Linked DNA regions of Homo sapiens: region 1 is linked to region 2. A link is a loop called in an ENCODE intact Hi-C map of the cell type or tissue named here. Cell type or tissue: A673. All regions are shown on one strand. Links, peaks and the distances in the headings refer to the core of each region. The heading gives the core; the rest is flanking DNA.

Region 1 (15,953 bases), core at 4,677-12,676, 60 kb after region 2:
TAACAAGCTCCCAGGTGAAGCTGCTGTCTCCTCAGCAGAACATTTTCTGAGCAGCAAGGGTTAGAACAGACAGGAAAACAGCCTGCATAGGCCTTACGTTTCATTTCAACTTGTTTTAAATTATAAAAGAAACACATGTTCATGATACAAAATTTATATATTGCAAAAATATATAACTCCCTTAATGATTACTATCACAGAATGAAAAATTATACATATGCATACATATATATATTTTAGAGACAGGGTCTCAATCTGTCTCTCAGGCTGGAGTGCAGTGGTATAGTCATGGCTCACTACAGCCTCCACCTCCCCTGGACTCAAGCAATCCTCCCGCCTTAGCCTCCCAAAGTGCTGGGACCGCAGGCCAGCTATTTTGTTTTGTTTGGTTTTGTTTTATTCTTTGTAGAGATGGGGTCTCATGATGTTGCCCAGGCTTGTCTCAAACTCCTTGCCTAAGTGAATCTCCAGCCTTGGCCTCTCAAAGTGTTAGGATTACAGGCATGAGCCACTGCACCTGGCTGAAAAATAATATTAACTAATGTTTCTATATGTTTGTATTGAGCATTAAGTGATTTATATGCATTATCTGATTTAACCCCCAGACAATCTCAGGCAATGGGGAAAATATTATTATTTGTGTCATTTTATAGAAAAAGGAATGAAAGCTTGGAGGGATTAACTTGCCAAGTGCAGGTGGAAGATGGCAGAGCTAAGATGCAAACTGGCCTTCAGACTTCTGACTTCAGAGCTTTTATTCTGAACCACAGGGTGAGACGGCCTTGTCCATTAATTATTTCCTCTATATGCACTATCATTAATTAGAATAATAATTTTAAAACAGAATTATACCATGCAAACACTTTTATTTTTTAAATTTTATTTTCATTCTTTTTTTTTTTTTTTTTTTTTTGGTGCAAGTCAGTTATTTGGGGAAAAATTTCAGGAAACTGGAGTGGGGAAACTGCAATGAGTGAAATAGGAATGGAAGCAAAACCAGTTACCACTCTGGGCGACTGGGGCTCAATCCCACTGGAGACTCTCTAAGGAATTATGTAGAAAATGCTTCAGAAATGTCCACTTGAGACAGGGATTACCTACTGGATCCCATTACTTGTTGGTCAAGGAGATGCTATCTCCCTCCCATTTCCAATATTGTACCTATTCCTGCCTGCCTGAGAGGACTCCTGCAAGCAGCCGATAGAGTATGCACCAGAGAGGCCTGAGGACATCGGTTCGGAGATGCTCAGGGTTGTCAAGAGGAGATGCCATTAGGCTGCATCTGCATACAACTGTTGTGCACAGTAATGCATATACATAATTAAACATTTAAATAGAAATGAGTCTATGGATTGAGAAGTCTCTCTCTGACCACTGACCTCTAGTCCTCCAGTCCTCCCCGGCAGAGGGAATTTTTGCTTCTATCTTCATATATATCTTTTCAGAGATACCACATTGTATTAGTCAGGGTTCTCCAGAGGGACAGAACTAATGGAATATATATGGGAGTTTATTAAGTATTAACTCACACAATCACAAGGTCCCTCAATAGGCTGTCTGCAGGCCGAGGAGTGAGGAGAGCCCGTCCAAGTTCCAAAACTGAAGAACTTGGAGTCCAATGTTCGAGGGCAGGAAGCATCCAGCACGGGAGAAAGATGTAGGCTGGGAGGCTAGGCCAGTCTTTTCACATTTTTCTGCCTGCTTATATTCCAGCTGCTCTGGCAGCTGATTAGATGGTACCCACCTAGATTAAGGGTGGGTCTGCCTTTCCCAGCCCACTGACTCAAATATTAATCTCCTTTGGCAACACCCTCACAGACACACCCAGGATCAATACTTTGTATCCGTCAATCCAATCAAGTTGACACTCATCCACATCACCCACATGTATTTATATATATTCTTTTCTGAGATGGAGTCTCCCTCTGTTGCCCAGGCTGGAGTGCAGTCGTGCAATCTCGGCTCACTGCAACCTCTGCCTCCTGGGTTCAAGCGATTCTTGTGCCTCAGCCTCCCAAATAGCTGGGATTACAGGCACCTGCCACCAGGCCTGGCTAATTTTTGTATTTTTAGTAGAGGTGGGGTTTCACCATGTTGGTCAGGCTGGTCTCAAACTCCTGACCTCAAGAGATCTGCCTGCCTCAGTCTCCCAAAGTGCTGGGATTATAGGCGTGAGCCATCACACCCGGCACACATGTACATTCTTAGTATTAAGAATGTACCCTTTCTTTAAGCTGTTAATGATCCACCTGCTTAAGGCTCCCAAAGTACTGTGATTACAGGTGTGAGCCAGCGCACCCGGCCTGTATTCGAATTTATTTAACCAGTCATCTTATTGATGATATTGGTATTTCCAGTATTTTTTAAAGCCAAGTTTATTGAGGTATACATGTAGTAAGGTTCACCCTTCTAAGCGAACAGCTCCATGAATGAATTTTGGTACACGTGTATAGTCATGTAACCACAGTCAAGATGCAGAACATTTCCATCACTCCAGAAATCTCCCTAATGCACCTGTGTAGACACACCCCTTCACTCATCCCTAGCCCCTGGCAAACAGCATGGATCGCACTTCCTCCCCACTGCCCTGAGTATCCCACGCATCAGCTTTCTGTCCCTGTAATTTGCCTTTTTCAAAAGGTCATATCAATAGAGTCATACAGGATGTAGCCTTTTGAGTCCAGTTTCTTTCACTGAGCACAATGCATCTGAGATTTATCCATGTTGTTGTGTGTACCAGTGTTTGGCTGTTTCTTATTACTCTACTATTGCACAAATTCCATTGCACCACAGTTTATTTATCCATTTGCCAATTGTAAGACATTAGGTTGTTCCAAGTTATGAAGGATTATAAATAAATCTGTTATTATTGGGCACTGGCTTTTGGGTGGACATAAGTTTCATTTCTCTTGGGTAAACAAAGTTTTTATTTCTCAGAGTGGGATTGCTGGGTAGTATGGTAAGTGTATGTTCAATTTAATAAGCAGTTCCCAGACTGTTTTCCAAAGTGACTATACCACTTTGTTTCTCTACCAGCAATATATGCATGCCTGCCAGCATTTGGTATTATCAGTTGGTTTTATTTTAGCAATTCTGATTAAGTTTGTATAGTTTTTGTCTACTATAATCAGTGCTACAATGAATATCTTTATACATAAATCCTTTGTAATTAGGTGTTAGTATATCCATAAGATACTTAGAGCTAGGCCAGGCGAGGTGGCTCATGCCTGTAATCCCAGCACTTTGGGAGGCCGAGGTGGGCGGATCACGAGGTCAAGAGATCAAGACCATCCCGGCCAACTTGGTGAAACCCTGTCTCTACTAAAAATACAAAAAGTAGCTGGGTGTGGTGGCGGGCACCTGTAATCCCAGCTACTCAGGAGGCTGAGGCAGGAGAATCGCTTGAACCCGGGAGGTGGAGGTTGCAGTGAGCCGAGATCGCACCACTGCACTCCAGCCTGGCAACAGAGCGAGACACCATCTCAAAAAAAAAAAAAAAAAAAAAAAGATACTTAGAGCTAGAATTGATGGGTCAAAGGGTGTGAAAAATTTGATTAGATATTGCCAAACAGCCTTCTGAGAAGGTGGTGCTGTGAATTTACCCACTTACCAAGTAGGTATGGTACTGCTTGTTTCCCCACGTCCTCACCAATGCAGTGTGTTTGTTTTTTTTTTTTCTTGTTCTTTTTCTTTTTCGAGACAGAGTTTTGCTCTTGTTGCCCAGGCTGGAGTGCAATGGAGCAATCTCGGCTCACTGCAACTTCTGCCTCCCGGGTTCAAGCGATTCTCCTGTCTCAGCCTCGCAAGTAGCTGGGATTCCAGGCATGCGCCACCAATCCCAGCTAATTTTGTATTTTTAGTAGAGACGGGGGTTTCTCCATGTTGGCCAGGCTGGTCTCAAATTCCCAACCTCAGGTGATCCGCCCACCTCGGCCTCCAAAGTGCCGAGATTACAGGCGTGAGCCACTGCGCCCGGCCTGCAGTGTGTTTCTTAATTTCAGCACGTGTTTTAAAGTGAAGCTTTACTTTAGAGGATTGCTGTGTAAGTCTCTGGCTCTTTGGGTTGTTGGTGAGGACTCAGTGCAAAGCATTTAGGGCAGCGCCTGCTGCACAGTGAGTGGCGATGGACGTCAGTTACTGCGTGATCACCACTACTACCAGCTCCACCACACGGTCATTGCCTCTCTCTCTGAGTTCCTCATCAGTATATCCAGGAGTGATTTTCTTTGAAGGGCTAAAATGTTCTACCTGTGGAATTTAGTTAATCCCCATAATCTCTTTAAATGCTGGCCAGGAATTCAGGCACTGTGGCTTTATTTTGCTTTTGCTTTTTAATTAATACACTTTATTTTTTTTAGAGCAGCTTTACACTCACAGCAAAGTTGTGCAAGAGTACACGGAATTCCTAGGTACCCCCATCCCCTACACACACACACACACACACACACACACACACACACACATGCTCCTCTACTATCAATCCCATCACCAGAGTGGTACATTTGTTACAATTGATGAACTTACATCAACACACCCTTACAACCCAGAGTCCATAGTTTACCTTAGGGTTCACTCCTGGTGTTGCACATTCCTTGAGCTTTGAAAAATGTATAATGACATGTATCTACTATGATAGTATCATGCAGAATAGTTTCACTGCCCTAAAAATCCTTTGTGCTGTACCTATTCATTCCTTCCTTCCTCCTAACCCCAGAAAACCACTAATCTCTTCACTGTCTCCATAGTTTTGCCTTTTCCAGAAGGTCATGTTGTTGGAATCATACAGTATATTGCCTTTTCAAATTGGCTTCTTTCACTTAGTAGTATGCATTTAAGTTTCCTCCATGCTGTTTCATGGCTCGATAGCTCGTTTCTTTCTAGTGCTAGATAATATTCCATTGTCTGGATGTATCACGTTTATTTATCCACCCACTTACTGAAAAACATCTTGGTTGGGTCCAAGTTTCGGCAATCATGAATAAAGTTGCTATGAACATCCTTGTGCATGCTTTTGTGTGGATGTAAGTTTTCAATTCATTTGGGTTAATACTGAGGAGTGTATGGTAAGAGTATGTTTACTTTTGTAAGAAACTGCCAAACTGCTTTCCAAAGTGGCTGTACTCTTTTGCATTTTCATCAGCAATGAATGGGAGTTCCTGTTGCTCCACAACCTCGTCAGCACTTGGCGTTGTCAGTGTTTTGGATTTTGGCCACTCTAATAGGTACATAGTGTTATCTCATTGTTTTAATTTGCAATTCCCTAATGACATAGGATGTTGAGCATCTTTGCATATGTTTACTTGGCATCTATATATCTTCTTTGGTGGGGTATCTGTTTAGGGTTTTTGCTTATTTTTAAATCAGATTTTTTGTTTTCTTATTGTTGAGTTTTAAGAGTTCTGTATATTTTGGATAATAGTCCTTCACCCGGTGTACTTTTTGCAAACACTTTCTCCCAGTGTGTGGCTTGTCGTCTTGTTCTCTTGGCTTTTTTTTTTTCCTTCAACCTCTTCCTTTTTCATATGACGGTGCCTCTTCTATTTCACTATTTTTCACCTCAGGCTCCATTCTGGGAGGGCTGCTTGCTTGGTGCATAAACTCTGGGCATAGGCTGGTGCTCTCAGGTTCAGATAAGTACTTTTAATAATCCTTCTAGACATTTTTTTTTTTTTCTGGACAGAGTTTTGCTCTGTTGCCCAGGCTGGAGTGCAGTGGTGTGATCTTGGCTCACTACAGCCTCAGCCTCCCAAGTTCAAGCGATTCTCATGCCTCCCGAACAGCTGGGTTTACAGGTGTGTGTACCACCAGGCCTAGCTAATTTTTTGTATTTTTGTAAAGACAGGGTTTCACCATGTTGGCCAGGCTGGTCTCAAACTCCTGACCTCAGGTGATCCACCTGCCTCAGCCTCCCAAAGTGCTAGGATTACAGGCATGAGCCACTGTGCCTAGTCCTTGTGGACATTCTTAACTTAGGGCTTTGAAAGACAAGAGAAAGGTTAGTTAAAAGGATTGACTCTATACTATGGAGTGAATTATGTACAGGTATAGCTTAGGTATAACTATATACTGTGTATAGAGTTATAATAATTTTCAGGCATAATTAATTGCGACTCATTTCTCTTTACTTTTTGAAAAAAAATTATTCTTATTTATTTATTTTTGTAGAGATGGGGTCTGACCATGTGGCCCAGGCTGGTCTTGAAGTCCTAGGCTCAAGGGATCCTCCCATCTTGGTCTCTTGAAGTGCTGGGATTATAGGCATGAGCCACCAGCTCAAATAATCTCCAGCTTATCTCCAGCTCAAATAATATGTTTTTGATCATTTATTTTCTACTAACCAATAAAATATAAGTGCTAGGATAATAGGGACTTTGTTTTGTTCACCAATGTGAGCCCAAAATAGTGTCTGGCACATAGCAGGCTGTGTGTTCATATATGATGAATAACTTGAAGGCATTTATGAATAAATTACTCTGGGATCCTGTATCCTTCAGATATTGGTGAGACCCTAAGGCAGTTGTGGCTACGGGAAGTATGTGCCTTGGTTCTGGGCCATTCTCTTCTCTGCTTGTCTTCAAACTTGCCTGTGTATCCTGTGCCAAGTGATGACTGCATTACTTTCTGCTGTTGAAAATGGGAACCCTAATTGCAAGGAATCCTTGGTTCCCAAGTCTAAAATTGCTCAGAATGCAGATTTAAAGTACAGAGTATCCAAGAACTGTACTTTTATGGCTCTGGTTATAATACATGCCATTCTAATTCTGCAAAATCCTTGCCACAGCTGCCAGGAAATGCCCCTGAAAGCTGCCATCAAGTGCCTTCTGCAAGCACTGCGGCTGCTGGAAGTTTCAGGAGGAAGAGAACCACTTCAAATTTTGGGCTATCTGGAAGATTCTCCATCCTACTCCCTCTACATGGGAGACTTCGCCATTGTCACCTTGGCTACGATAACTAGTTGAGTAAAAAATAAAAGACATTGCCCTGCTGGGGTTGCTATATATCCAGGCCAGGTGTATACATGGGGTATTAGGCAGTCACATAGTAGAAGCCAGTACATTCTAATAGATTGATTAAGTCTCATTAATATTATTTTAGATTAACAATTAGGAAATGTGTATCTAAAAATTACATTATATCAAAGAAGATATGCAAGTGGTCAATAAGCACATGAAAAGATGCTCACCATCACTAATTATTAGGGAAATGCAAATCAAAACCACAGTAAGATACCACTTCACACCCATTAGAATGGCTATTACTAAAAAAAAAATAAACAAATAAAAAACAGTGTTCCCAAGAATGTGGAGAAATTGGAACCCTTGTGTGTTGCCGGTAGGAATGTAAAACAGTACAGTCACTGTGGAAAACAGTATGGCAGTTCCTAAGAAAATTAAACATAGAATCATCATATGATCTAGGAATTCCATGTCTGGGTATATATCAAAAAAAGTTGAAAGCAAAGATGCAAACAGATATTTGTTTGTTTTATAACTTTTATTTATTTATGTATTTTGAGACAGGGTCTCACTCTGTTACCCAGGCTAGAGTGCAGTGGCGCAATCACAACTCACTGCAGGCTTGACCTCACGGCCTCAAGTGACCGTCCCACCTCAGTACCACCGCCGCCACCCCGCCCCACCACCCACTCGCAACGAGTAGTTGGGACTACAGGTCCATGCCTCTACGCACAGCTAATTTTTGTATTTTGTGTAGAGATAGGGTTTCGCCATGTTGCCCAGGCTTGTCTTGAACTCCTGGGCTCAAGTGATCCAGCCACCTTGGCCTCCAAAAGTGCTGGGATTACAGGCATGAGCTACTGCGCCCAGCTTAACTTTTATTTTAGGTTCAGGGGTTTACATGTGCAGATTTGTTACATGGGTAAATTGCCTATCCCTGAGGTTTGGCGTATGAATGATTCTGTCACCCAAGTAGTGTGCATAATAGCCAACAGGTAGTTTTTCAATCCCCCACCATGCCCTCCCCGTCAAGTAGTCCCCAGCGTCTATTGTTCCATGTTTGTGTTCATGTGTGCTCAATGTTTAGCTCTCACTTATAAGTGAGAACATATGGTATTTGGTTTTCTGTTCCGGCATGAGTTCACTTAGGATAATGGCCTCTAGCTGCAGCCATGTTGCTGCAAAGGACGTGACTTCATTCTTTTTTATGGCTGCATAGTGTTCTATGGTATATATGCACCACATTTGCCTCATCTGGTCCACCACAAACAGATACTTGTGTACCAATGTTCATAGTGGCATTATTCACAGTAGCAAAAATGTGTAATCAACCCTAATGCCCATGGAAAGATGAATGAATAAATGAAATGGGATGTAAACATACAAAGAAATAGTATTCAGCCTTAAGGAATAAAATTCTGAAACATGCTACAACATGGATGAACCTTAAAGATATTATGCTAAGTGAAAAGCCAGTTACAAAGGACAAATACTGTATGATTCCACTTATATAAGGTACCTAGAATAATCAGATGTCTTTCTTCATAGGGACAGAAAGTAGAGCAGTGATTACCAGGTGCTGGGCGCAGGGGACAATGAGGAGGAATACATGTGAACAGTTTCAGTTTGAGATAATGAAAAAAAAAAAAAGAGATAATGAAAAAGTTTCGGAGATGGATAGTGGTGGTGGCTGCAGAATGGTATGAATGCACTTAATGCCACTGAATAGTAGGCTTAAAATGTTAAATTTGATATATATTTCACCACAGTAAAAGACCTCTAAAATTACATTATATACATCTGGATCTGACTAATCTATCTCCTTTTAACAATGTACATGAAAAGAAGTAACAAGAGTAGTAAATGCTTAGACTTAATGTTTCCTAAGTGCTTTGTATATATTCCTGTAATCCTTCCAACACCAGTAATGAGTCAGCTTCTGTTATGTTCTCCAATTTACAGCTAAGGAAATGGAGACAGAGAAAGGTCAGGTGACTTGCCAAGGGTCACACAGCTAGTGAGTGGTGAAGCCAAATCAAACCCAGTCCGTGTAGCGAGACTGCCCCTGCACCCACTGTGGCATGCCGCCTCTCCGATCCTGTAATGCACAAATAAGAGTGCAAGTGGGGCAGCTCACCGAATGTGATCTGCTGTTCTGCTGCGCTGCAGCTCTTTCATGTCCTCAGTTGACAAGCTCTGACTTGGAGAAGGCCTGCAGCCTTTGAGCAGTGAGGAGTGGATTATTCTAAACTGTCTCCGAGATCGGGCTCGCAGATTGTTAAACACCGATGTGCGCTTTGCATGGGGCTCCTCTGGGATACGCGTAATTTAAATTACGACATGAGCATTTCATTTTGTATTGGCTGGTACACAGTAAATGGAGCAAGCGGGAGCCGGCTGATTTCCAGAGAGACAGAAAACTCGAAAACTGCAGCTGAGAGTCATTTATTCCCTCCATTCCACAGTGTTCTCTCACTGAAGTGCAGAAATCAGACTGACATACGATGGCCGGCCCTTCCATCTCTGGAGGATGCAGCACTCCAGAAAGGCAAGCAGGGTTGGAGAAGGGGCCCGGATCTGCCCTGGAAATTAGCCAGGAAGAGTCATGGACCCTGCTGTGCTTTGCCATGATTTCAGGATCCCTCATCCCAATCAACTAACAGGAGGGGAACTGAGTCCCATCATCACATGCGGTTACCTCACCCTATCAAGCCATTATCTGTGAAACTTTTCGTTATTTTTGTTGTTGTTGTTGTTGTTGTCGTTGTGATAATACTAAGAGCTGATATCGAGAGCTGACTACATGCCAGGCATTGTACTAAACACTTTATGCATCTCATGTCATTTCCACCCCACCACAACCATCTGAGGGAGGCATTGTTCTTACCTGCGTTTTACAGGCTGGGAGGCCCAGAAAGGTTAAGAAACTGCCCAAGTTCACACACAGAGACCGAGCCAGGATTCAAATCCTGGTCTTTTTGAACCTGTTGCCTATACTCCTAACTGCTAAGTTATGCTTTTTGTTATAAAAGAAGAACGTATTTACATTAATTCTCTGATAGATGGAGAAAAAAAGAGGTAAGATTCTGTTAGGTTGAAAAGGCTGTTCTGTAGGTCAAAACAGTAAACCATTGGCAATTTAAGAGTTCAATCTAATAATTTGCAGCGGAGCAACTGATGAATTTTCTCTTTCATACCCTGGACATGGTAATGGGACTAATATATGTAAAGTTATGAATTGCTGTTAAATTTTGTCATCATCCTGAAAACAAAAGTATCCCTTGATAGCTGGGTTGGAACCCTGGGGTCACCCTTCTCTGTATAGTCTTGATAGGAAAGGAAGTCCCCAGGGTAGGACAGGGCTACTGAGGAGACCTCTGCCCTCTGTCTAGCATATATGGACAAAGAAATCATGCTCTTTATACTGCTTTTTTGGGAAGGTGATGGGACCAGTGTATCCTGGAATGCTTCAGGTTTTTTAGTGTCTCTCCTCTCCAAACAGTAAGTCTTTGCATTATTCGATGCCTGAAAAGTTGCCTCTGAATCTCTTTACTCCATTATCCTATAGTGTCAATTATATTGTTAATACACACATTCTATGCGTGTATGCATGTGTGTACATATATAGTCATGTACCACATAATGACATCTTGGTCAATGACAGACATATAACAGTGGTCCCATAAGATTATAATACCATATTTCTACTGTATCTTTTCTATGTTTAGATACACAAATACTTACCATTGTGTTTCAGTTGCCTACAGTATTCAGTACAGTAACATGCTGTACAGGTTTGTAGCCTTGGCCATAGCAATAGGCCATACCACATAGCTTAGGTGTAGTAGGTTATACCCTCTAGGTTTGTGTAAGTACACCCTAATGTTTCCACAATGAAGAAATCATTAGCCAGGCATGATGGCATGTAATCCTAACTGCTCAAGAGGCTGGGGTGGAGGACTGCTTGAGCCCGCGAGGTTGAGTTTGCAGTGAGGTTGCACCACCGCACTCCAGCCTGGGTGACACAGTGAGACCTCATCTCAAAAACAAAAAAGAAGAAATCACCTAATGACACATTTCTCAGAACGTATCCTTATTGTTAAGTAATGCATGTATATAGTTACTGTTAACTAAGAAAGACTCTCTTGCTTTCAGAGCAGAGCATTTCTATCTTCCTTCTCATTTTTACAAAAACAGGTTAAAGTTAGTTTTTATAATAACACATTAAAAGATTAAAGTTTTTTCACAGGTGGAATGGAAGGTAAAAAATTTTTGAAAGATTAAAGTTTTTAAAAAGGAAGGAAAAATGTTTTATACCAATCCACCAAATGGAAAAAGGAAGGAAATTCTGACACATGCTACAACATGGTTGAAGCTTGAGGACTTTGTGCTAAGTGAAATAAGCCAGTCACAGAAGGACAAACACTGTATTATTTCCCTTATATGAGTAGTCAAACCTACAGAAAGTAGAGTGGTGATTGTCAGGGCCTAGGGGTTGTGAAAAGAGTGGGAAATGACGGGTTTTTGGTGGCCAGGCATGGTGGCTCATGCCTGTAATCCCAGCACTTTGGGAGGCTGAGGCAGCAGGATCACTTGAGCCCAGAGGTTCGAGAGCAGCCTGAGCAACGGAGTGAGAACCTGTCTCAAAAATAAATAAATAGGAAAAAATATGAGAAAGAGTTCTTGTTCAATGAGTATAGAGTTTCAGTTTTTACAAGATTCTGTTTTGCAAGATGAAAAGGTTCTGGAGATTGGTTGTACAACAATATAAATATAGTTAACACTACCAAGCAGTATCCTTAAAAGTGGTAAAGATGGTAAATTTTATGTTATATGTATTTTACCACAATTTTAAAAAATTTAAATGAAAAAAAAAATCCAGCTTTCCCAAGATTTTTTTTTCTTTTTTTGAGATGGAGTCTTGCTCTGTTGCCCAGGCTGGAGTGCAATGGCGCGATCTCAGCTCACTGCAACCTCCGCCTCCCAGGTTCAAGTGATTCTCCTGCCTCAGCCTCCCGAATAGCTGGGATTATAGGCATGTGCCACCACACAAGGCTAATTTTTGTATTTTTAGTAGAGGCAGGGTTTTACCATGTTGGCCAGGCTGGTCTTGAACTCCTGACCTCAGGTGATCCGCCCGCCTCGGCCTCCCAAAGTGCTGGGATTGCAGGTGTGAGCCACCACACTCAGCCCAAGATTTCTTATTATATGGGAAGACATATAGATGGTCTATGAAAATGATTTTAGAATTCAAAAGCGAAAGTGAAGACCTTCTAAGATAGAGATGTATTCCTCTTTTCAAACAGCTAGTCCTTGAGAATTAAGGGGCTCTTTAAATAGAAAAAGCTAATTGACACTTTTTCTTTATTTTGATGTCAGAAATATGACATTTTAACCATAAACATTTATAGGATTTTAATGCCTCAGTTGTAAGCTCCTTCCAGAACAAATAAACATGTAGCTTTAAAAATATACTGACAGCAATTCCTAGGCAAGTCTTGGTTCTGGGTTGGGCTTAGAGCCAGTGGACTAGGGCAGCATGTGACCTAGAGAGACACCAGCTGGGGTGGCTAAGGAAGTGCTTGTGCCACCCTCCCTTAACCCCAGGCAGCACAGCTTACAACAAAGAAAGTGACTCCTTCCTTCTGCTTGAGGAGAGGAGAGCAAAGAATAAAGAGAACTTTGTCCTGTCTCTTGGATATCAGCTCAGCCACAATAGAATAGGGCACTGGGCAGAGTTGTGAGACTCCCATTCCAGGCCTTAGCTCCCAGATAAATCTCTGTACATACCCAGGGCCAGAAGGGAACTCGCTGCCTTGAAGGGAAAGACCCAGTCCTGGCAGCATTCTGTACCTACTGACCAAAGAGCCCTTGGGCACTGAATAACCAACAGAAATACCCAGGAGGTACTCCATGGGCTTTGGGTGAGCCTCTGAGATGTACTGGCTTCAGGTGAGGCTCAGCACATTCCCTGCTGTCATAGCTATGATGAAAGACTCCTTCTGCTTGAGAAAAGCAGAGGGAAAGGTAAAGGGGACTTTGTCTCACACCTTAGGTATCAGCTTGCCCAAAGGCAGGTAGAGCAACCATTGGGTCCTTGGGGTCCCCAAGTCCTGGCCTAGGCTCTTGGATGGCATTTCTGGACCTGCCCTGGGCCAGAGGGGAGCCCATTGCTCTGCAGGATGAGTCCCTTTCCTGGCAGCATTCACCACAAGCTGACTGAAGAGTCCTCAGACTTTTAAGTGAACATTGGTGGTGGCTTGGCAGAACTCCCAAGGGCTGGTGGTGATGGTGGCCACTGGGAGAGGCTTCTTTGACTGTGGAAAGGGGAGGAAAGAGCAGGAAGAATTTGTCTTGCAGTTTGAGGGCCAGCTTAGCCACAGTAGAATGGAACACCGGTAGATTTCTAAGGTTTTTGACTCTAATCCATAGTAACATCTCTGGACCTGCCTGGAGCCAGGAGGAGGTCCTGCCCTAAAGGGAAAGACACAAACCTGTCTGTCTTCTCCACCTGCTGATTATAGATCCCTAGGGCCTTAAGCGAACATAGGCAATAGCCAGGTAGTAGTTACATTGAACCTTGGGTGAGATCCAGTGCTATGCAGGCTTCAGGTCTGATCCAGTGCAGTCCCAGTGGTGGCCACAGTGGTACTTGTGTCACCCCACTCTGAGCTCCAGGCAGCTCAGCACAGAAAAAGAGACTCCATTTGTTTGGGATAAAGTAAGGGCAGAGAACAAAAACCTCTGCCTAGTAATCCAGAGAATTCTTCCAGGTCTTATCCAAGATCATCAACAGAGTACCTTTATGAATCTGCAAGAACCACAGCATTATTGGGCTTGGGGCCTAAGTCCTTTGAATACCTGGAAAGCCTTTCCAAGAAAGACAGGCACAAACAAGCCCAGACTGTGAAGACTACAATAAATACCTAACTCTTCAATGCCCAGACACCAAAGAACATCCACAAGCATCAAGACCATCCAGGAAAACATGACCTCACCAAACAAACTAAGTAAGACACCAGGACCAGTCCTGGAGAAACAGACATATGTGACCTTTCAGACAGAGAATTCAAAATAGCTGTTTTGAGGAAATTCAAAGAAATTCAAGATAACACAGGGAAGGAATTCAGAATTCTATCAGATAAATTTAACAAAGAGATTGAAATAATAAAAAAGAAACAAGAAGAAATTCTGGAGTTGAAAAATGCAGCTGACACACTGAAGAATGCATCAGTCTCTTAATAGCAGAACTGATCAAGCAGAAGAATGAATTATGCCAGGTGTGGTGGCTCACGCCTGTAATCCTGGCACTTTGGGAAACTGAGGCAAGAGGATCGCTTGAGCCCAGGAGTTTGAGATCAGCCTGGGCAACACAGCAAGACTACACACACATACTCTCTCTCTCTCTCTCTCTCTCTCTCTCTCTCTCTCTCTCTCTCTATATATATATATATATATATATATATATACACACATACATCTATATATATACATCTATATATATATATAGATATATGAAATCTTGTAGGCATGCTTCATTATTTTTTATTCTTTTTTTCTTTTGTCTCTTCTGACTGCATTTTCAAATAGCCTATCTTCAAGCTCACTAATTCTAAAGGCCAATATCACTGATTAATATTGATGCAAAAATCCTCAACAAAATACTAGCAAACTGAATTCAACAACATATTAGAAAGATCATTCATCATGGTCAAGCTTTATCCCAGGGATGCAAAGATGTTTCAGCATATGCAAATCAATCAATGTGATACATCACATCAGTAGAATGAAGGACACAAACCATATGTTCATTTCAATTGATGCTGAAAAAGCATATGATAAAATTCAGCATTGCTTCATGATAAAAATCCTCCACAAACTAGGTATAGAAGGAACATACCTCAGCATAATAAAAGCCAATTACAACAGACCCACAGCTATTATCATAATGAATGGGGAAAATGGAAAGTCTTTCCTCCAAGATCTGGAACATGACAAAGAGGCTCACTTTCAGCACCATTATTCAGCAAAGTACTAGAAGTCCTAGCTAGAGCAATCAGGCAAGAGAAAAAAATAAAGGGCATCCAAATTGGAAAGGAAGAAATAAAATTATCCTGGTTTTCAGATGATATGATCTTATATTTGGAAAATTTAGATTCCACCAAAAAAACTATCAGAACTGACAAACTTAGTAAAGTTGCAGGATACAAAACCAGCATACAAAATTCAGTAGCATTTTTTTGAGATGGAGTCTTGCTCTGTCACACAGGCTGGAGTGCAGTGGTGTAATCTTGACTAACTGCGACCTTTGCCTCCCAGGTTTAAGCAATTCTCCTGCCTCAGCCTCCTGAGTAGCTGGAATTACAGGTGTGCACCACCATGCCCAGCTAATTTTTGTATTTTTAGTAGAGATGGGGTTTCACTATGTTGGCCAGGCTGGTCTTGAACTCCTGACCTCAGGTGACCCACCTGCTTTGGCCTCCCAAAGTGCTGGGATTATAGGCATGAGCCACTGCCCCTAGCCAAAATTCAGTAACATTTCTATATGCCAACAGTGAACAATCTGAAAAACAAATTAAAAAAAAAAAATCCCATTTACAATAGCCACAAATAAAATTAAATACATGAGAATTAACTTATCCAAAGAAGTGAAGGAGCTCTACAATGAAAACTGCAAACCTATAAAACACTGATGAAAAAATTGAAGAGGGCATTAAAAAAATGGAAAGATATTCCATGTTCATGGATTGGAAGAATTGAAATTGTTAAAAGGTCCATACTACCCAAAGCAATCTAAAGACTCAATGCAATCCCTATCAAAACACCAATGATGTTTTTCACAGAAATAGAAAAAAATTCTAAAATTTAAATGGAACCACAAAAGACCCAAAATAGCCAAAGCTATCCTAAGCAAAAAGAACAAAACTGGAGGAATCACATTACCTTACTTCAGATTATGCTACAGAGCTACAGTAACCAAAACTGCATAATACTTGC
Region 2 (15,953 bases), core at 5,427-13,426:
TTCTATGGAAAATATGGCTTTTACTCGTATTTTAAGAGGACCTGTCCCTCCTCACAGAAAAAAAAAAAAAAATATATATATATATATATATATATATATATATATATATACACACACATATATACATATAATATATATTTGAGACACTCCAGGCTGGAGTGCAGTGGTGTGGTCATGGCTCACTGCAGCCTCAACCTCCCAGGCTCAAGTAATCCTCCCACCTCAGCCTCCTAAGTATTAGTTATGACTGCAGGTGTGTACCACACACCTGTCTACAGGTGAAAACTCCCATCTCTACACAAAATTTTAAAAAATTAGCTGGAAATTAAAACAAAAATTTTTGTAGAGCTGAGGGTCTTGCTATGTTGCCCTGGCTAGTCTTGAACTTCTGGGCTCAAGCAATCCCCCCCCAACCTTGGCCTCCCAAAGTGCTGGGATTATAGGCGTGAGCCACAATGCCTGGCCTCTTCATAGACAATTTAAAAATGAACCTACATTCTACATTAAATATAATTTATATGTAACAATTTAAGAGTTGAATTGCTTATGATTAGTTGATATTTTATAGACATTTAATCAAATTCACTAATTTCAGTTTTGGAATAGAAAAAAATGTTTGGAGTCAACAGACTTTCTTAGCTCTCAAACAATTTTACTGTCCCTTGAAAAGCTCCTAAGCCCTGGGCACTGAACCTCAACCTCTCAAATGCAGTCACGTCACCACTGGGGCCTGGGATTCTCTGGCAAGAATAATGAAGATGGAAATTCAGTGTTGGAGGGATGTTGAGAAACATTGTTCACTAGGGGGCGCACTTTCATCTCCATGAGGGGAATACCTTCTGGTTTGGGGAGAAAACAAACAGCTTTGAGGGGAGAGAGGAAAAAAAAAAGGGGGGGGAGCATGCATTCCCTAAATGTTAAAGAAAAAAAGGGTAGCTACTTCTCCATGGCAGAAGACCAGAGGGTACTTCCAAAAATAAATAAGATTAGTTACTGTATCAGTCAATGTGAATATATGTGCTATTTTATACAAGGAGGTCCTATTTATAGGAGCTAAACGGAAAGTGCTTGTAGAGTAATCCACATTCACACTATCTTGATGGTTGTTAAATGTGAGGGGCAATTTCGCTGCCCAGGAAAAAACGGAAAAGAATTTGCATAAATGAGATTAGGTTTCTAGAAGCCATGTTGGGAGAGAACTTTTTTTTAATGGTGGCAATATTTGCTAAATGCAGCCTTCTCTTTCTTTTAGAAGCCATGGACATTGGGTGTGATTGATCTCTACATGGAGCTGTCAGTTTCCAGACAGTGATTTTATACACAAGAATAGGGAGGTGGATTTGAGCACTGCACAGAGGCCTTTTCTAGATCAAAATTCAATGAATTCTTGTCCTTTCAGTAATCGTTTGAAATAAAAACCCACAGTAATTCTTCCTCCCCCTTTTTGGTGGAGGTGGAGCATGAACTTCAGCATCTGGGAAGGAGCCTGTGTAATGGCTTAGTCAGGAGCTGCTGAAGCACAACACAGATAACCTTGATCTCCATAGTCTTTGCTCACCAACCCCAGTCCACTGAAAATCTTGAATCATAATGGTGCAGCTTTCCTTCTCAGGCAGTGCTATACACTGGCCATAAAGAAGACTTGCTGTGTTTAAAGTTTCTCAGGAAAATGGCTTAATTTCACGTAATATTAAAGACAAGAATTAAAATTTCACAAGTTTCTTTTTCTCCCTTGACTGATCCCTATTATTTTCTTTCTGTGTGAACATATTCCATCACAGCGTTTCTACAATAAATAATGCATTCTTTTAGAAAGCATATTATAACTGGGAAGTGTTATTTATAAGCATCGTTTTGGCAGTTGTTTCATGGAAACAGAACCAATCAATCAGCACTGATTCTGGGCAGGAGAGAGTTGCTTTACCATTTTCCACGCTGAGCACATCAGGGATGTCTGATCCCAGACAGTAGCTACCTGTCTCCTGCCACGCACAGCAAAACAGGGAGATTAGGTTTTACCGTATTTGCTTGGGAAAATATGGATGAAGATTTCAGCTTCTGTCTGCTCTGAACTCCACTTTTTTTTTTTTTTTTTTGAGACAGGGCCTCACTCTGTCGCCCAGGCTGGAGTGGAGTGGCACGATCTTGGCTCACTGCAACCTTTGCCTGCTGGGTTCAAGCAATTCTCCTGCCTCAGCCTCCTGAGTAGCTGGGATTATAGGTGCACACCACCACACCCAGCTAATTTGTTTGTATTTTTAGTAGAGACGGGGTTTCACCACTTTGGTCAGGCTGGTCTCGAACGCCTGAACTCAGGTGATCCGCCTGCCTCGGCCTCCCAAAGTGCCATGCCTGGCCTGAACTCCACTTTGTGTGCACCTGACTAGGAATGGATTTTTGTATGTGTTTGTACTTGTACTAACAATGAAAATCTTCTATATACATCTACTAGGTACCCATAAAAATTAAAAATCTTCTAGAAGACTTCGGTCTGAACCACGTATCTAGAGCACTGGCCTTCTAGAAGGCAGCTTTATAAAATAGCTCATGGGATTATGTAGGGGAAGATTATGGTGTGTGTAGAGAATTACCAGAGCCACCACTAAAGGCTTCCACAGCTCCTGTGAGGTCCTGGAGAAGCAGCAACCTTTGGGAGGAGGCCGGAGGCAGAAGTGAGTCAGCACACCTACCCAGTTCCTGAGAAGAGGCTCCCTAGGGCCACTGAGTCACTCTTCCCTTAAGCCTGGGAGTCAGCCCCTCCCCTATCCCCTTTTTTTCACTTCTATTTCAGAACCACATCAGTGCTAAGAGGTACAGTGTACAGTGGGAATAATAAAATATAATTACCATGATGACAAATCAGCAAATGATGCTGTTTATGAAAGGAATTCTTTGGATATGCTGTACTTGGAAACACCAGACTGGCAACTCTCCAAGTTGTCCTGCTTGTAAATCAAAGGGAAAACTGTTGGCAGGGAGTTTTGACCAAGACTTTTCACTTCGGGGAAGACCTGAGTACTTTCCTGCTGGTTGAATGTTGCATAGAGGAGTCACTCTTCACGACATTTCCAAACATGTCCCTGTATTGACTATCTCAAGATGACTTAGCTGTCATTCCCTCCTTCTCCCTGATATGTTCGCTCGTCCATGATTCTGTGCGAGATACTTTTTAGAATCCATGAAGGCTGCAAAGATGACTATCTTTAAGGAACTTACAATATAGTAGGGACAATATATGATAATAAAGATAAGGATAATAATAGCACATATGGATGATTTGCTATGTCTGGCTAGTGTTCTAAGTCCGTTAAAACTTCTTTTTATCAAAATAATGCTATAGGCTGGGCACAGTGGCTCACGCCTGTAATCCCAGAACATTGAGAGGCCGAGGTGGGCCGATCACCTGAGGTCAGGAGTTCAAGACCAGCTTGGCCAACATAGTGAAACCCTGTGTCTACTAAAAATACAAAAATTAGCCTGGCATGGTAGTACATGCCTGTAATCCCAGCTACTTGGGAGGCTGAGGCAGGAGAATTGCCTGTACTCAGGAGGTGGAGGTTGCAGTGAGCTGAGATCACACCACTGCACTCCCAGCCTGGGCAACAGAGAGAGAGACCCCATCTCAAAAAACAAAAACAAAAAAAACCAAAACCCAAAATAATGCTAAAAATAAATGTAATAATCATCTCTGTTTCAAAGATGAGGAATTGAGGCCTACAGAAGTTAGGCAACTCACTCAAAGATAAGCTGTTCATACAAACACAATATCACAAAGTCAAATTCAGTTGAGTTTCTTGGCAGTTCATAGGAGGGAGAAATTCCTTCCTGGGGCTAGACATCAAGGCATATTTCATAAAGGAGGCAGCAAGAGACCAAGGTCTTAAAGGGTATACGGGTTAAATTGTGGCCTCCCGAAAGACATATCCACTCGGAACCTGTGGTTGTGACCTTAGAAAAGGGACTTTGTAGATGTAATTAAGGCTCTCAAGATAAGACCACCCAGGATTTAGGATGGGCCCTAAATCCAATGACAGGTGTCCTTATATGACAAAGGCAGAGGGAGATTTGAGACACTGAGACACAGAGAGAAGAAGGCCACACATGTGAAGACAGGCAGAGATTGGCAGCCCCAAGCCAAGGAATGACAAGGGCTGCCAGCAGCCAGCAGCAGCTAAGAGAGAGGTATGGAGCGGATTGCCCCTCAGAGCTGCCAGATGGAACTAGCCCTGCTGACATCTGGATCTTGGACTTGTAAGAATACATTTCTGTTGTTTTAAGCCACCCGGGATGTGGTAATTTGTTACAGCAGCCCTAGGTAACTAACACAAAGAATACGTGAGAATGGCTGTGAAACAACAGCTCAAGCAAAGACACTGAGGTGGAAAAATACAAAGGCTTAGGTTTGTTGGCTTTGGTTTGTCTGAAGCATAAGGATCCTGAAATGGAATGTGTTGTTTAAGATGTGGATCATATTATGGAGGGTTTTGAATGTCAGGTTAGGAAATGTAGATTTTATTTGATGATCAGTGAAGAACTTGTTGAGTTGTGTATTCAGAAAATGAAGGTGTCCCTGAGCTAACAGGAGGTAATATGGGCCTGAACTAGGGCAGGGACAGTGGAATGAAGTGTTAAAAGAAAAACTTCAGCTGAATTGAATTTCAAGGAGTTTAATTGAGCAATGAACGATTCGTGAATTGGGCAGCCCCCAGAATCAGCAGATTCAGAGAGACTCCAGGGATGTCTGGTGGTCAGAACAAATTTATAGACACAAAAAAGGGAAGTGACATGCAGAAATCTGAAGTGAGGTACAGAAACAGTTGGATTGGTTACAGGTTGGCATTTGCCTTCTTTGAACACAGTTTGAACACTCAGCAGTCTATGAGTGGTTGAAGCATGGCTGCTGGGATTGGCCAAGACTCAGCTATTGTTACAGGCACATACTACTAAATTAGGTTCTCAATCTTGTCTGCCTATTAAGCTAGGTTACAGTTCGTCCACAGGGACTGAAATATAGAAGTATGGGGTCCTTCTTGGGCCATATTTAGTTTGCTTTAACAGAAGGGACAGAGAGGAAGTGTGTTGCAGGACTCAAAGAGACTTGGCAATCAATAGATTCTTGATCTAACTTGCTAAGTAGGTTGGTTCATGTTTTACCTGCTGTTGTTTACACGTGTTTGTCTTCTGGGCTGCATAACACCCACACTCTAAATGAGCTACCCCAAGTCATTTGGCTGCCTGTCAACTAGGATTATTAGCTTTTTCTGGCTCCCTGGTAATTAATCTGTGTTCTAGGTTGAGGACTTTCCCTTCTCTGTCTCTATTCCGCTTATGTGAGCTAAACCTTTGGAAATTGTTTCAATACCCCATGTCGCCTTCCTTTGGTACCTGAGCTGGGGGCAGGAGGCAGGGTTTCAGGGCAACTATGCTGGCCTCACTCCAGCATCCTATTATAGATCCTGTCTCAAAACACTTTATGCTGAATATGGTATAGAGGAGGCCTTGATCAAGCTGTGACATCTCAGACAGATGTGAACCTTAGAGCCATGTAAAGAAGTTGGACATTACCAATGCCCTGGAGACCTTGAATGTGGTCTGAGGCTTCAAGCCTTATTAGCATCATATTCTGTTTTTTAGTTTCCCCAAATCACACTGACCCTTTTGATCTGGCTTTCTAATATTAGACTAGTGGGAAGAAAAGAAGAGGAACCAGTGTTTACCCAGGGCTTACTCAATGGCCAGATGTGGTGTAAGGTGCTTTGTATACATTACTTCATTTAATCTTTACATCAGAAGTATGAGGCAGGTGCTATTATCCTCATTTTACAGATGAGGAAATTGAAGGGCAAAGCAATTAAGTCACTGCACAAGGTCACACCGGGAATAGAGCTGCCAAGATACAACCTTGGGATTTTCTCAGATATCACACCACCTCTTACCCAGGATATATTTTTTTTCAGTGTTACTAAGGTGGCAGAATTCAGTTTTTGGCATATGTGCAGGATTTGGCTGGTGCATGCTGGGTTTTGACTTTGTGCCATGATTTTGTACGATCATTTCCCCTGTGGTCCCTCCTATAGCACATGCCCTGACCTAGCACTTCCTGGACATCAGCTTTGAGAATGTTTGAGAACTTTCCAGGCTGATGAACTTGTGCTGTTTTCTGAAGGAACAAGAGCATGTTTTAGCCTCACGTGGAAGTTTTCTGGTTGCATGCCTAGGTTTGGTTGAATTGGAAAGAGTGAATAAAATGGATCCTCGTATATAGCCTTGATCTCTGCATTGGTCTTGGAAAAGAAATGACTTTGGTACAGTAACTGTGGGTAGCACTGCCTGTAAAACCTGTGATGTTAGGGCCTCTGTTCACACCCTCTAATCTCTAAACCCAGGCCAATATCCTTAGGAACCAAGCCAACTGTCCTTGGTCCATGCTGTTTTTGTCCCATCTTCCACCTGCTCAACCCCAGAGTGCATTTCTCCTTCTTTCTGCAATCCTGAGTCTAAACGTTGTTCATACCTCCGCTCCAGATCATTTCCTCCATTAAGCCTCTCCCAGCCAGCTTTCCTTTTCTGAATTCCTGCAGCCAGTTTGCTCATATGATGCTCTTGCCAGCTCCCTGATTCTGGGTCTGTGTATTATCTCTTTAACTGACTGTAGCCTCTTAGAGTGAGGAGTGCAGTCTTCCTTCTGACCCCATGGTGCCTGGCATAGTGCTGGGCATGCAGTGGGGGCATCAATTATTGATTGAGATCTACCTTTCAGATTCCTGCTCTCAGAAAATGGAGTAGAATGGAAGGGCTGTCTGTCTCTAAATGATAACAGCACATAAACTCCTGGATGGAAATATACCAACATTCACAGGGGATATTTCTGGGTACCGAGCTTATTGGTGGGTTTCATTTCTTCTTTGAACTTTTGGTATTGTCCAAATTTTCTACAATGAACATTTATATTTTACTTCTTACAAAAAGAGTATTTTATAAAAGTGCATATTACTTTTAAGAGAAAGGACAGTGCCTTTTTTCCATCCCCATTTCTATCTCCTTGATGCCCATGGAGATATGATTTTTCGATTTAACCATGTGCTTCAAGATCAGGAATCTAGATTTCTCTTTAGCCCTGCTATTGACTTTTTAATTTTTAATTTTTTAATTTTTTGTAGAGATAGAGTCTCATTTTGCTGCCCAGGTTGGTTTCAAACTCTGGGCTCAATGATCTCCCACCTCAGCCTCCTAAAGTGCTGAGATTACTGACTTTCTGAGCGCCTCTTAAAACTCTCATTGCTTTGGTGTCTCCATCTGTAAACCTGACCAAGTGATAAAGGAATTCTTATATCTGCCCTTTTCCAGAACTGTAAGGCATTTGATGAGGAAATGTTGCAAAATCACTTTAAAATAATCTGATAAATGTTTACAGACCCAAGTTATTTGGCTGTGCATGCCCCAGATTTCTATGCACCCCATTCTCTGTGCAACTCAGTTTTCTAAAGCACTTTTTGTTGGAAACTCAGCTCTTTGTTTAGAATATTTTAGCCTCAAGAGTACTGTCTTAAAGAATATTGGAAGACATATGGGATTTCTGCTGAAAAGTACCATACTAGGACTGTATACTGGGAGGCAGAATAGTGCTGTGGCTAAAAGTATAGGCTTTGGACTCAGTGTCCCTTGTCCTGAGAATGTTTGAGAACTTTCTGGGCTGATGAACTTGTGCTGTTTTCTGAAGGAGCAAGAGCATATTTTAGCCTCACGTGGCAGTTTTCTGGTTGTATCCCTAGGTTTGCTTGTATTGGAAGGAGCGAATAAAATGGGGCCAGGTGCGGCGGCTCATGCCTGTAATCCCAGCACTTTGGGAAGCTGAGGTGGGAGGATCACCTGAGGTCAGGAATTCGAGACTAGCCTGGCCAAGATGGTGAAACTCTATCTCTACTAAAAATGCAAAATTAACTGGGTGTGGTGGTGGGCACCCATAATCCCAGCTACTCAGGAGGCCGAGGCTGGAGAATCACTTGAACCCAGGAGGTGGAGGCTGCAGTGAGCCGAGATTGCACCACTGCATTCCAGCCTGGATGACGGAGGGGGACTCTGTCTCAAGAAAAGAAAAAAAAGCGTCCTCTTATATAGCCTTGATCTTTACATTGGTCTTGGGGAAAAAAAAAGACTTCGATACAGTAACTGTAAGTGGTACTGGCTGCAAAACCTGTGATGTTAGGACCTGCTAACGGAAGTTAACTTTGGCCATGATGTTTAATCTCACTCAGCCTCAGTCTTCCCATCTGCAAAATAAGGACATTAAAAGCAATTGCCTAAAGAGACAATGTCTAAAAGTTTTAGTATAGTGCCTAGCCATGCTCAGGGGCTTAGTAAATTTCAGGTACATTTCTAGAACCCAGATCACCTTGCTAAAATGTAAAGTTTACCTCACTCCATGCTTCCGCAAATCTGCATTGTTTTCCACACTGAGTTTAGAATAAAACACAAATTCCTGAGCCTGGGCAAACAAACATAAACCTTCCCATCTTCAGTTCCCAAATGACACTTCCAGGCTCTGAAAAAGCTCTGAGTATCATTGTTCCTATAGTTCCCTCAGCTGAGAATGTTATTTTTCGATTCTCTGTCTTCGGAAATCCTTCCTAGCCTTCAGATGCCACCTTCTGTGTGGAGCCCTCCTTGATCTCCCAAGACAAAGCTAAGACACAGTGTTTCTTCTGAATGCCCATAACAATTTGGCCTGTGTTTCATTTAACCTTGTCCTACATTTCATTGTTTACACTCCCTTCTGGATTGCACACTCCTTAAGGAGTGGAAGGTTGTTGATTCGCTTTTGCATCCAGATAATGCCTAACAAAAGATAGGCAGCCTTTCATAAATGCTAGGCGTGCTTAGTATAATTCCTTCCTGATAGGAATCAGCAGCAGCTCTAATGCTTTTTAGCGGCAGCATGTTTGTAGAGCAGCTAAAGGGGAGGTTTGAGGAAGGACTGTGCCTGCTCTTTCCTTCTTTCTACCCCCAGTCCCCAGAAGCAGAGATAGAGTTCCTAGGTCTCCAGCTCTGCATGCTTGACTAGCCTCCCCTCGCAGCGTTTTTGCTGGAGAGGAAATAGAAATTGTTCCTGATTTAAGTGCATGCATCCCATCAGAGGCAGGCCAGGGCCCCTGCGTCTTATGAGTCAGCAGGCATTAAGCCAAGCTCATCTCTTCCCCTTACCTAAAAGCCCACAAAGCAGTAAACTCATTATCACTGCGCAGAGAATAATGAATAGGCCAAGGACAGATCAGTCTGGATTGTTGCCAGGGCTGCTTTTGTACGGAAACAGGCAGCGAGCCATTTTGCCTTCAATCGCTCGTTACTTACACTACTCACTGCCTGAACCAGAGACACCCACTTGACATTATGCAGTAGGTACCCCGAATACTGTTATCAAACAACTAGGTCTACTTGCCTGGCACAAAAATCCAAACACTGACATCGGGATTGCAGCGAGAGAAAGTGAGGCATTTATTGCCTGGCACCAAGCAAGGAGAATCAGGCAGCTCAGGCTGAAGACCCAAACTCCCCAAGAGCTTACAGGTAAGGATTTTTAAAGGCAGGAAGGCAGAGCTTACAGGCAAAATCATAAACCAATACAGGAAGGCTGGCCGGGCACAGTGGCTCATGCCTGTAATCCCAGTACTTTGGGAGGCCGAGAAGGGCGGATCACTTGAGGCCAGGAGTTCGAGACCAGCCTGGCCAATGTGTTGAAACCCCGTCTCCACTAAAAATACAAAATCAGCCGGGCATGGTGGCATGCATCTGTAATCCCAGCTATTTGGGAAGCTGAGGCAGGAGAATTGCTTGAACCTGGGAGGCGGAGGTTGCAGTGAGCCAAGATTGCAACACTGTACTCCAGCTTGGGTGAGAGTGAGACTCCATCTCAAAAACAAAAACAAAAAACTTGCAGGATATACATTGGTTTGACCTGTATAAAAGGTGAGACATCTTGAAGCAGGCACCCACAGGTCGTAGGTGGAGTCAAAGATTTGCTGATTTGTGATTGGTTAAGGAGGTGGAGCTTTGTCTAAACATTTGGGATCGGCAGAAAATAATGTTAGTTTTGGCTCTTGGGTGTGATCTCCTCCAGGCCCCTCAGAAAGAAATTTATCTTTTTTTTTTTTTAACTTCTTTTTTTTTTTAATTAATTAATTTATTTATTTTTATTGATCATTCTTGGGTGTTTCTCGCAGAGGGGGATTTGGCAGGGTCATAGGACAATAGTGGAGGGAAGGTCAGCAGATAAACAAGTGAACAAAGGTCTCTGGTTTTCCTAGGCAGAGGACCCTGCGGCCTTCCGCAGTGTTTGCGTCCCTGGGTACTTGAGATTAGGGAGTGGTAATGACTCTTAACGAGCATGCTGCCTTCAAGCATCTGTTTAACAAAGCACATCTTGCACCGCCCTTAATCCATTTAACCCTGAGTGGACTCAGCACATGTTTCAGAGAGCACAGGGTTGGGGGTAAGGTCACAGATCAACAGGATAAGAATTTTTCTTAGTACAGAACAAAATGAAAAGTCTCCCATGTCTACCTCTTTCTACACAGACACGGCAACCATCCGATTTCTCAATCTTTTCCCCACCTTTCCCCCCTTTCTATTCCACAAAACCGCCATTGTCATCATGGCCTGTTCTCAATGAGCTGTTGGGTAAACCTCCCAGACGGGGTGGTGGCCGGGCAGAGGGGCTCCTCACTTCCCAGTAGGGGCGACCGGGCAGAGGCGCCCCTCACCTCCCGGACGGGGCGGCTGGCCGGGCGGGGGGCTGACCCCCCCACCTCCCTCCCGGACGGGGCGGCTGGCCTGGCGGGGGCTGACCCCCACCTCCCTCCAGGACGGGGTGGCTGCTGGGCGGAGACGCTCCTCACTTCCCAGATGGGGCGGCTGCCGGGCGGAGGGGCTCCTCACTTCTCAGACGGGGCGGCTGCCGGGCGGAGGGGCTCCTCACTTCTCAGACGGGGCGGCTGCCGGGCGGAGGGTCTCCTCACTTCTCAGACGGGGCGGCCGGGCAGAGACGCTCCTCACCTCCTGGATGGGGTCGCGGCCGCGTAGAGGCGCTCCTCACATCCCAGACGGGCGGCGGGGCAGAGGCGCTCCCCACATCTCAGACGATGGGCGGCCGGGCAGAGACACTCCTCACTTCCTAGATGGGATGGCGGCCGGGAAGAGGCGCTCCTCACTTCCTAGATGGGATGGCGGCCGGGCAGAGATGCTCCTCACTTTCCAGACTGGGCAGCCAGGCAGAGGGGCTCCTCACGTCCCAGACGATGGGCGGCCAGGCAGAGACGCTCCTCACTTCCCAGACGGGGTGGCGGCCATGCAGAGGCTGCAATCTCAGCACTTTGGGAGGCCAAGGCAGGCGGCTGGGAGGTGGAGGTTGTAGCGAGCCGAGATCATGCCACTGCACTCCAGCCTGGGCACCATTGAGCACTGAGTGAACCAGACTCCGTCTGCAATCCCGGCACCTCCGGAGCCTCAGAAAGAAGTTTAGAACAGCGGTCGGAGTTCAGTCCTCAGTTCCCCCTTATCAGAGGTCTCTGTACCAGTGTACCCATTTAGTGGAGGTCCAAATTCTGAAAAACAACTCAAGAATATATGCTAAGGTGTTATCTTTAGTTTCTCTTGGGAACCAAATATTCGTGTGACTCTAACTTCCTTGGCTATTGTTTTAAGCTACTGTTACCGTCTTGCTTATCAAATTGCTCATTTACTTGTCAAGGCTAGCTAGGTGACTGTAAATTCCCTTGAAGGAACTCAAGATTTTATTTCCCTGCTTGGGGTTGGGGGTGGAGGAGGGTGCTGCAAGCCCTTAAGAGGGGTCCCTGCTCCGTCTCAATACTTGCCCAATAGCTCTGAGAATTCTTGCTAGTGGGGCATGTGAAAGGAACCTGTGCTCCCTCTGCCACGAGTCTCTGCTTCCACTGCCTTTCTGGCATCTACTCTGGGCTCTGCCTCTGCATATCTCGTTCCTTTTGCATAGCCTATGTACTTACTCAACTCCCATACAAACCCCTCAGTCTCCAGACTGCCACTGGTCATGGCTGTGCGTGTGGTGCAAGCTTTAATGAAGATTTGGGCACCGGTGTGTGTATGTGCACGCATGTGTGTGCATGAGTGTGTGTGCATGTGTGCATGTGTCTGTGCATGAGTGTGTGTGCGTATGAGTGTGTGCATGTGTGTGTGCGTGCATATGTGTGCATAAGTGTGTGTGCATTCATGTTTGTGCATGTGCATATGTGTTAATTTCCTAGGGCTGCCATAAAAAGTAACACAAACTGAGAGGCTTAAACAATAGAAATTTCTTGTCTCATTGTCTCACAGTTCTGGAAGCTAGACACCTGAGATGAAGGTGTCTGCAGGGCTATGCTGTTTCTAACAGGTGCTAGGGAAGGATCTGTTCCAGGTCTCCCCTCCAGCTTCTGGTAGTTTCTTGGCTTGTGGCAGCATCACTCCTGTCTTCATATGGCTGTCACCGTGTGAGTGTCTGTGTTCAGATTTCCTCCTTGTATAACCACAGTAACATTGGATTAGGGGTCTACCCTACTTCACTATGACCTCATCTTAATTAACTATATCTGCAATGACCCTATTTCCAAATAAGATCATATTCTCAGGCACTGCGGGTTAGGACTTTAGCATATGAATTTTCAGCGGACACAATTCAACCCATAATTGTGTGTTTGTATGTGTGCGCATGTGTGGTCATGGTTAGGGATGTTAGATTACAGAATAGAAGGGTAAAACACTTTGAACTGCATACTCAACCATCCCAGTTCTCAAAAGTCCTCAGCCTTTCTGTCCTCTGAGGGCGCATCCTGTGTCCTGCCTTCCCCACAGCCTCCTGCCATGCAGTGGGACACCTTCTGGCCCTCTTCTTGGGATTTTCCCTGCTTCTTCATGGCTCATTCAGCTCCAACTCCAAAAATCACTGTGCATTTCTGATATAAAAGTTTCACTATTTTCCTCCCCAGGCCAACCATCCAGGCCTGGTCTAGAGGGCCATCTTAATAACTAAAAAGTCCACTAGAGATGTTTCTAACAAAGACAGTTCTCTTGCTGAGGAGGAATTCTGTGGTCAGCTCTGATAGTAACACTTTTTTTCTCTTCCTTTCATCAGTTAAATGAAATTATTTATTAGCCTAAATGTTTTATGCACTAGTTTCTGTTATTTCTGGGTATATTTAAAAAACAATGCCTCCTGTACAAAATCAGAAAAAAACAGAAATGATAGTGAGGACAGGTTGTGCCTCATGGGCCAGGGATGGACAGCTTATTACCCCTCCTTCTACTGGAAACATACTAATAAATACGATAACTCTTTCCTGCCAGGCAAGGTCATGGTTTCAGAACCGTTCTCTATAGAGTTGACTCAGGCCATCGTTATGAGTTCATTAGAGCTGATATGAGAGATTAAGTCAATTTGCCATCACTGTTCTAGACATTCTGTGGAGGGAATTTTATGCTTCTGGTGATGACTTCTATTTGTGTTCATTAACAGTTGCTAGTGTTTGGAAATGAATATAGGGTGGACAATGTGATTTCTGTATTAGTCAGAATAGGCTGAGTCATGCAATGGTAAAAAATGACACCCAAATCTTGGTAGCTAACATGAATAAAGGTTGATTTCTTGCTCATAACACGTGTCCTTTCAGGATCACCTGAAGTTCTGCTCCATATCCCCTTCATTCAGGGACTCAGGCTGACGGAGCAGCCTCTACCTGGAATATTGCTGCTCTCGTAGCAGAGGGAGAGAGGACATGGGCGAACAATAAGCTGGCTCTTTAAAGCTTCTGCTTTTAAGTGAGCCAAGTCAATTCCACTCACATTTCATTGGCTAAGCAAAATGTCAATGCGGAGAGGAAGTATTAATTCTTCCTCAGAGAGGGGCAGCAACAGCATTAAAACAGTTTACATCAGGTACCTAATTTTTGTTATTGATCTTAAATGTCCGAGAAATGAAGTGAAAGAAAATGGAGACCTTTTATATTAATTTTAATGGCTCTTCTTTACTCTTCTTACTATATGTGGTAGAATTCTTATGAGGCTTAAAGAATAGAAATACATATTTGATGGGATTGACATCAGAACCTTTATTATTTAATGCCTTTTCTGTAGCAGGAATGTAACTAGTTTTAAGAGAAGGCTACTTAATGGTCAAAATAGTTGTATTAATGAAGGACTAAGATAATCATGGTTAAATCCCAACTCTAATGATCTAATACAACACTGTTGTTATTTATCTTCATAGCAAATTATGGTAAACCTAACATTATTATCCTAATGAAACATATGTTGTACTTTTTTACATGCTTTTGCTAGGCAAATCATATTTTCATATCAAAATACATTAAGGCAGATATTAAAGGGTAGGTGCAGTGGCTCATGCCTGCAATCCCAGCACTCTGGGAGGCCTAGGCGGGCAGATCACTTGATGTCAGGAGTTCGAGACCAGCCTGACCAACATGGTGAAACCCCATCCCTACTAAAAATACAAAAAAAATTAGCTGGGTGTGGTAACACATGCCTGTAATCCCAGCTACTGGGCTGAGACAGGAGAATCGCTTGAACTCGGGAGGCGGAGGTTGCAGTGAACCAAGATTGCACCACTGCACTCCAGCCTGGGTGAAAGAGCAAGACTCTGTCTCAAACAAAACAAAAACAAACCAAAAAAAAAAAAAACCCAGATATTAAAAAATGATCACTTGCTGTGATAATTATTCACTTCATTCCATTAATGTTAGAGTTTCAGCAGGTTACATGCAAAGCAGAAAGTTGCTAAAGTGTGTTTGGAAGAACATTAGTTTAGAAGACTGCTGATAAATATTGAACCAAAAAAAATTTAGTAATTCAAAGGTTCAGGGAATATTTGGTTAAACACAGTAAATAGGATTCTTTGATTCAAGATATATCAGAACTTTAATAATGTGTCATTAGTGCATAAGCCCTTTGTCAAGCAATGTTCTGTAGAAAACACTTTGGGAACTGCTGGCTCAGATTTTAATCTGTGTGTGGTGGGGATCTCCATCTCACTTCATTTTTATTTCTTTTTATTTTAGTTTTTTGTTTCTTTTTTTTTTTTTTTTTTTTGAGATGGGACCTGGGTCTGTTGCCCAGGCTTGGAGGCAGTGATGCAATCACAGCTTACTGCAGCCTTGACCTCCTGGGCTCAAGCTATCCTCCCACCTTGGTCTCCCAAGCAGCTGGGACTATAGGCATGTACCACTACACCTGGCTAACATTTTATTTTTTAGTAGAGACAGGGCCTCGTTATGTTGCCGAGGCTGGTCTGGAACTTCTTGGACTCAAACGAACCTCCTGCCTCATCTTCCCAAAGTGCTTGGATTACAGGCATGAACCTCCACGCCCAGCCTCCATTTCACATGAGCCTTCCAAACCCATGGCCATTTTGGGGTCTACCATCACCCAACATGCCCGGAATCACCAGTTCAAGCTTTCCCTTTCTGGCCACAGCATCTTTTCCTGCCAGCCTGCTTTCAACCAGTCCCAGTACAACCACTTGTCAACCTCACTGGAACTCCAATCCTTGCGGACTTCTGTTTACTTCTAATCATTCTGTCTCCTGCTGTCTTGATTTCCTGCTTATCACCTTAGACTGCATGATACATTGTTTTAGTAACATACCTGGTCAATGATCTAAAGGCCCTTTCTATCCTATCTCTTAGTTGGGTTTGGTGAAACCCAACTAATAGCTGATGATCCTTCTATATTTCCCTGTTCAGCTTACTTTTTACTCTCCTACTCACTGTAATGACTATTCCAAGGCTTTTCTGCTTCCTGGATTCCACAACCACCTCCCTCCACTCCCTCTGCATGCCCTATCTCCTTTAGGGCCTGGTGTTCCTAATTCTGAAAACTCCCTATAGCGATCCCCATTCTAGCCTCCTTCTCCCCTGTTGGGACAGTAAAAA

Evidence for each region. A loop is a pair of places that touch in the nucleus more often than their neighbours do. Peaks named below come from ENCODE experiments on the same cell type or tissue, not always from the same donor. Only the 100,000 strongest peaks of a DNase experiment are listed, where the experiment ranks them.
Region 1: a loop joins it to region 2, with 2.6 times the contacts of the local background. A loop is called at or near these places in 2 of 110 quality-filtered maps.

Annotation. Positions count from the first base shown.
Region 1 is chr14:55,506,080-55,522,032 of GRCh38, forward strand. No RefSeq gene overlaps it. Among named protein-coding and RNA genes, the nearest start is that of KTN1-AS1, 66 kb to the right of the region's middle. In A673, for the core only: no CTCF peak of the experiment used is centred there; a DNase peak (open chromatin) is centred at 9,082; H3K4me3 peaks cover 1,051 bases; H3K27ac peaks cover 1,156 bases.
Region 2 is chr14:55,445,536-55,461,488 of GRCh38, forward strand. No RefSeq gene overlaps it. Among named protein-coding and RNA genes, the nearest start is that of TBPL2, 13 kb to the left of the region's middle. RefSeq lists enhancers at 721-810, 1,885-2,385, 2,150-3,349. In A673, for the core only: no CTCF peak of the experiment used is centred there; a DNase peak (open chromatin) is centred at 9,196; H3K27ac peaks cover 1,849 bases.